Regions from separate parts of the Homo sapiens genome. Here region 1 is linked to region 2. The links are chromatin loops, found by intact Hi-C in ENCODE. Cell type or tissue: ascending aorta. All regions are shown on one strand. Links, peaks and the distances in the headings refer to the core of each region. The heading gives the core; the rest is flanking DNA. Region 1 has its middle 57 kb from the start of LINC02189. Region 2 has its middle 33 kb from the start of FOXL1.

Region 1 (2,851 bases), core at 352-2,851, 53 kb before region 2:
TCCTAGTTGTGGGCATTTTGGTGCTTTCCAATACTTGGTAATTATAAGTTGTGCTGCAATGAATGACCTGTACACATTTACTTTCCTCTTGTTAAAGCATGCATCCTGTAATCCCAGCAATTTGGGAGGCCAAGGTGGGCGGATCACAAGGTCAGGAGTTTGAGACCAGCCTGGCCAATATGGTGAAACCCTGTCTCTACTAAAAATACAAAAATTAGCCAGGCCTGGTGGCACGTGCCTGCAGTCCCAGCTACTCGGGAGGCTGAGGCAGAAGAATCACTTGAACCCAGGAGGCAGAGGTTGCAGTGAGCCGAGGTCGCGCCATGGCACTCCAGCCTGGTGACAGAGCGAGACTCTGTCTCAAAAAAAAAAAAAAGCATGCACAGACTCTGGGGCTAGACAGCCTTGGCGGCAGTTCTGTCTCTTTAAATCATTAGCCTCTCTGTGCCTTGGTCTCCTCATCTGTAAATGGAGATGATAAACAGTACTCTTTCTTTTGGGTCATGGTGAGGATCGAATGAGCTAACATGTATAAAAATGCTTAGAACAGTGCCTGGCACCTAGGAAATGCTCAGGAAATGTCAGTTGCATGAGTCTGTACCAAACATTGTCAGTGTTCCAGCCATGCTGGTAAATGTTTAACAATGAGCTCTCAAAAAGAAAACCCCGAATTATGGCACTTGCCAATTTCCATGGTGTAAATACTCCCACATGGCTGACATCAAACTAAATTAATGGTTGTCTCCACACATGTAGCTGGGAAGCAATGCTCACACCCCAGAGGGAGCTGGCCCCGAACACCCCCCTGTGCCCTCTTGCCTGACCCGGTTTGGACACCAGCTGCCTGGCGGCCAGTGCTGGGGCGTTTTGTCCGGTGCTGCCCTCAGAAGGCACTCTGCCTGAGAGTACGCAAAGCCAGCAGTGCCTGGGAGTTTACAGCCCCCAGGGGGATCTTGTGGGTACAAATACTGCAACTGTTGGCTCTGATTGGCTGGCTCTGGGATGTGACTTCCTCCCTAGAGGCTGAGCCAAAGGCATCTTCAGCTGACTTTGCTTGAAGCCTCACCTTGGCTTGGCTTCCTGCCTTTTTTCCTCTCAGTTCCTCTTCCACCTGTCTTTGCAGATAACTTTCCTGGTAACTTCCTTTCACACGCAACCTTGTCTCAGGGTCTACTTCTAGGGAACCCACGTAAGGCTGCATCTCTAGATATCTTTTTCCCTTAAATGCCCTGGGGTTTGGGAGAGTTTCCCACTCAATAATACTCAGTAAGCTTTCCCATTAACCCCGCTATAAGCTTTTCTTGGTTTCCTCTGTGTCTGTGCCCCAAGGTGTGTCTGTCGTGGGGGGATGAGTCATGGAGCAAAGTCCTCCCCACTGACTCAGCAATGCCATTTCCTGCCCACAACCTTCTAGAACTCTTGCACTTTGACACAATGGGGACCAGCCCACCCCTGATTCACCAGCTCAGTTTTCTGTCACATCCTGTACTTTCCCTGAGGATTTTTCTGTTCTCCTTCTGACCAGAGTCAACGCCAACCAACCCACAAGCAGCAGAGAACAGAAACGTGGCCAGATGGTCTCCAATACGGATCAAAAACATAAAGAGGCAAACGTGGAGGGGCGGAAGGTCCTTGGCCCTTTTCTCTTGAAATTGAGTTCGCTGTGTTGAAATGTCCATCGTGTCTGCATCCCCTTCCTGGTTTTCCCCAAAGAGGCCGTGGCGGGGGAACAGGTGGCGTTCCATGTGGTGGCAACATGAAGGGATCACTCGCCAGCGAGCATAATCGCTCTGGAAACATTCGGAATACTCATATGTTCTGTACTTTTCCCCTGAGTCAATAAGGTAGAAATGCATCAGGAGAAAGTCAAAGGTTTCTGTCAAAATCCAGACCACAGGGAGAAAATGACGAGTTGATGGGGCTCACCCTGTGATCAATTTCTCCGTGAACCTGACAGGGAAGTCTTCTTAGAGGGCACCTCAGCGTCTGAAGTTGGCTTTCACAATGAGCAGAAGGTGAAAAGCTGCCAAACAACAGCCACTTTCAAAATCCAGTGAAAACAGAACTAAGCCAACAAAGGAATAACAAGGTCCCAGGTTGCAAAACAAAACAAGTTGGGAAAACTTGTCCAAGAGCTGTACTGAACTCTTGCATGGGCGCTGACGTACACAAATCATCCTCATCACCTCTGAAACGAGGCAGCTCTAAATTACTTCTTGAATTCCATATGGTTAATCTGCAGGCACAGGAACATGCTTTAGGGTGAAATTTAGTTGTTGTTGTTTTCACTGGGCTTGCAATAACATATTGTAAATGACTAAGGCTAGATGACACTTTCACACCAGTCTTGAAATCATCCCAGTGATCTTGACCCAATGCCAGATGAGGATCTTGGTGCAGATAAAGCGACTGTGCTTCTTCTTCCTGCAGAATTAACATTAACAATCCTGCACATTAACAATCTAGAACTATGTTAGCCAGGGTATTTGAGGCAGAATTCTGAACTGAAATTGGTCGTCTCCTAGCACAATGATTTTTAAATACAAAACAAGCAAACACACAAAAAGAAAAAAAGAAACAACAAGAAATTTTAAAATGTCGTATCTATCTTATGAAAGCCAAAATGAAAGATTGGCAACCTTTCCTGAATATGGGCATTGTCCACATCTAATCTAGATGATGTGGGTCCAGTTTTCTCTTTCTTCAATCATCTGATGTTTTTACATTCAAATTGGTAGGAAAAGGATGCTTTCCAGTTTAATTTTCTTTAAAATAATTTCGCAGATTTCTGAATCCATATGCAATTTTTAAGAGCACAGACTTTGGACTCAAAAATGAGTTTAAATTCTCA
Region 2 (2,911 bases), core at 291-2,790:
AGGCACCTGTAATCCCAGGTACTTGGGAGGCTGAGGCAGGAGAATGGCTTGAACCTGGGAGGCGGAGCTTGCAGTGAGCCAAGATCGCGCCACTGCACACCAGCCTGGGTAACAAGAACAAAACTCCATCTCAAAACAAAAGAAGTAAAGTAACCCCATCCAAACCAAAGGGACTGAATGTGGGGGAGCAGTGACCTCCATGGAAAGCCACAGTGCTGATGCCAGAAGACAAAGAAATGATACTGAGTCAATTTATTACTAAGCGATCATAGAATAAATCTCTGCGTCATTGACACTTATTTTCTTCTTATTGAATAGTAACTAGAAGGATGATTTAGTCCAAATCGTGTATAAGTGAAGAGGCTCACATCCAGCGTACAATGTGATTCAAGGTCACCCAGCTGCTCCAGGAGACCAGGTGTTGTTTCCCTCCACGGATTTGAGTCACCCAGTAGTTCAAACCACTGGTGTATGTATTCACATCTGACATAACACGAATCTTCAAAAGAACGGTACAGAAAAAGCAGAGCCAATCAGTATCCATAGTTATTCTTACAAATAACCCATTAACAATAATTTTTGCAATGAATTCAACTACATTTTGTAAAATGTGGTGCTAGGGTTTTGATTTTGTTTTTAATTCCCAGATGAAAAGGTGCTTGCATCTGGTTCGGATTCCAAGATTCTAACTAGCACTTGCAGTGGGATCTGCAGTGATGTATCCTAAGAGTCAAGTAACCCCTGAAAGTGCTTATTCTGCAAATCGGACAACTCGTCTGTCTCTGCTCTCTGATTACTAGGGGATAATATCCCTTCCTGATAAGAGAACTTAACTGGGAGGATTTTTCAAATCACTGCAGGAAAGCATATTCTTGCAAGGTATTTTGGAGGTAAAAGTAATAATTTTTTCCTCTTTATGTCCTTCTGGAAAGAATGTGTGGGCTCATTCCACCTGAATGTCCTTGGCTGTCCCTCTTAGAGGTAGTGAGAAAGGCTTTGAAATAGAGTGTGGGCTCTGAAATGAAAGATGCAAAAACAGATGCTACAACATGGAATGAAAGCAACATGCTTTTCTTCAACATAAGATTTCCTCCCCCAAACAGCATCAGAGACTGTCAGAAGCTGGGCGCCTTTCCAAAGGTCACAGAAGGGGCCAAAACGTATAATTTTAGCCTTTTCAGATGGCCATTTCTGTCTCTAAAATGTTAAATCGTGTCTCACCACAGTTGCAAAATCCTCGCACACAGCCCAGAGGGTGAGCCCTAGCCTCTTGGTCTCCAGGCACGGAAGACTACAGGAGACTAAACAACCACCAAGCTTCTCCCGAGGCCAACAGAAGGGCTGTGCTGCTGCCCTGAGCATTGCAGGAAAGGGCCGTACTCAGGAGGCAGGAGGCCTCGGTTCAAGAGGTGTCCTTGCTTCCTGAGAGCACCGTGGCCCCGGCTGAACCACCCGTCTACCCTGGCCACAGACGACTCAGCTGTGAAGTGAGGAAGGTAGAGTTTGCTCATTTGCATCATGGGGTGGCAGCTGGCCGTGCCCTGTGAGACAGCCTGAGGCTGAGCCCAGGCTCAGGGTGCTGGGAGGCTATGGCAGGAGCAGAGGGGCACGCATCTCCTCCTCCTGGTCCCAGGATGAATGCAATCCATGGTCTTTCCAGAACGTTGGTTTTGCAGCCCACTGTCACAGGTTAAATCCTCCGGATCATCGAAAGGAGGTCCCTGTGCTGGACTCCAGCCTGTTGAAGGGGAGCTGAGAGCAGAAGGGCCCCTGACCTTGGTGAACTTTGAACGCAGCTCAACTCCAGCTGGAGCCTCCAGAGTCAGGGAGCCTCTGGCAGGGCTTGCTGGCCACCTCTCCCACTGCCTGTCCACAACAATGGCTTCCCACCACAAGCTCCTGAGACCTGCTGAGGATGTTCCTGGCCACGGGTGCTGAGGCCTCGTTCCTGCCAGGAAGGGCTGGGAAGCACAACCCCACCCCAGAGCAGCCCTCAGCCGCTGACAAGCCGGAGGCAGTCCGTGCTCCTGCAGCCTGTCCCAGCATGGGACAATGCTGAGGCCTGTGCTGTGACCTCCCGAGGTCCCCAGTAGGGCTGAGTCCAGGTGCCCTCACAGCGACCCCCTCATTAATGCACCCCTATTGGCTCCATCCCTTCCCTGCCTCCCTTCCCCACTCCCATATGGGCACTTCCTGGGGCCACCTTGCAAATAAACTCCTTGCACCCAAATCCTTGCCCCAGGCTCTGCTCCTGGGGACGCACATCTGGTGACTGAAGGGCTGCTGGGAAAGCTCTTTCTCCCCTATGACATCTGCCACCTGAGGCCAATCTCACTCCTGAGTTTCGTCATTAGAGATTCATCCTGTGGGGTTTAAAGATTGAAGTCTGGTCCTAGGATCCAGCAATTCCTAGACAAGAAGGAACTGAAAGCAGGGACTTGAACAGATATTTGGACACCCATGTCCATAGCAGTGTGATTAGCCAGAAGGTGGAAGCAGCCTACATGCCCTCAGATGGACGGAGTAATATGTGGCATATACTTACAGTGGCGTGTTATCCAGCCTTGGAAAAGGAAGAAGATCCTGACCCAGGCCACGGCATGGATGAACCCTGAGGACGTGATACTGAGTGAAGTAAGGCAGACACAAAAAGACAAAGACTGCACCTTTTTGAGTTTTCTAAAGTGGTCACAGTCATAGAGACAGAAAGAGGAATGGTGGGTCCTGAACTGTGCACTTCGAAATGGTTAAGATGGTAAATTTTGTTACATGTATTTTACCACAATTAAATATGAAAATCTAAAGAAAAAAAGGTTTAAGTCTGGAAATAGCAAAACCTCATGGGAGGTGGCACATCACTGCTTCCTCCTTGCTTCCCAGGAAACACACTGGCGAGTGGAGCGGCACATCC

What was found. A loop is a pair of places that touch in the nucleus more often than their neighbours do. Peaks named below come from ENCODE experiments on the same cell type or tissue, not always from the same donor. Only the 100,000 strongest peaks of a DNase experiment are listed, where the experiment ranks them.
Region 1: it touches region 2 in a loop (3-fold over the local background); 6 of 110 quality-filtered maps call a loop at or near these places.

The regions. Positions count from the first base shown.
Region 1 is chr16:86,663,235-86,666,085 of GRCh38, reverse strand. No RefSeq gene overlaps it. Among named protein-coding and RNA genes, the nearest start is that of LINC02189, 57 kb to the left of the region's middle. RefSeq lists a silencer at 928-977 and enhancers at 1,078-1,207, 984-2,183. In ascending aorta, for the core only: no CTCF peak of the experiment used is centred there; DNase peaks (open chromatin) are centred at 435, 925 and 1,435; H3K27ac peaks cover 1,924 bases.
Region 2 is chr16:86,610,005-86,612,915 of GRCh38, reverse strand. No RefSeq gene overlaps it. Among named protein-coding and RNA genes, the nearest start is that of FOXL1, 33 kb to the right of the region's middle. RefSeq lists enhancers at 1,820-2,386, 2,502-2,911. In ascending aorta, for the core only: no CTCF peak of the experiment used is centred there; a DNase peak (open chromatin) is centred at 1,235; H3K4me3 peaks cover 573 bases; H3K27ac peaks cover 2,099 bases.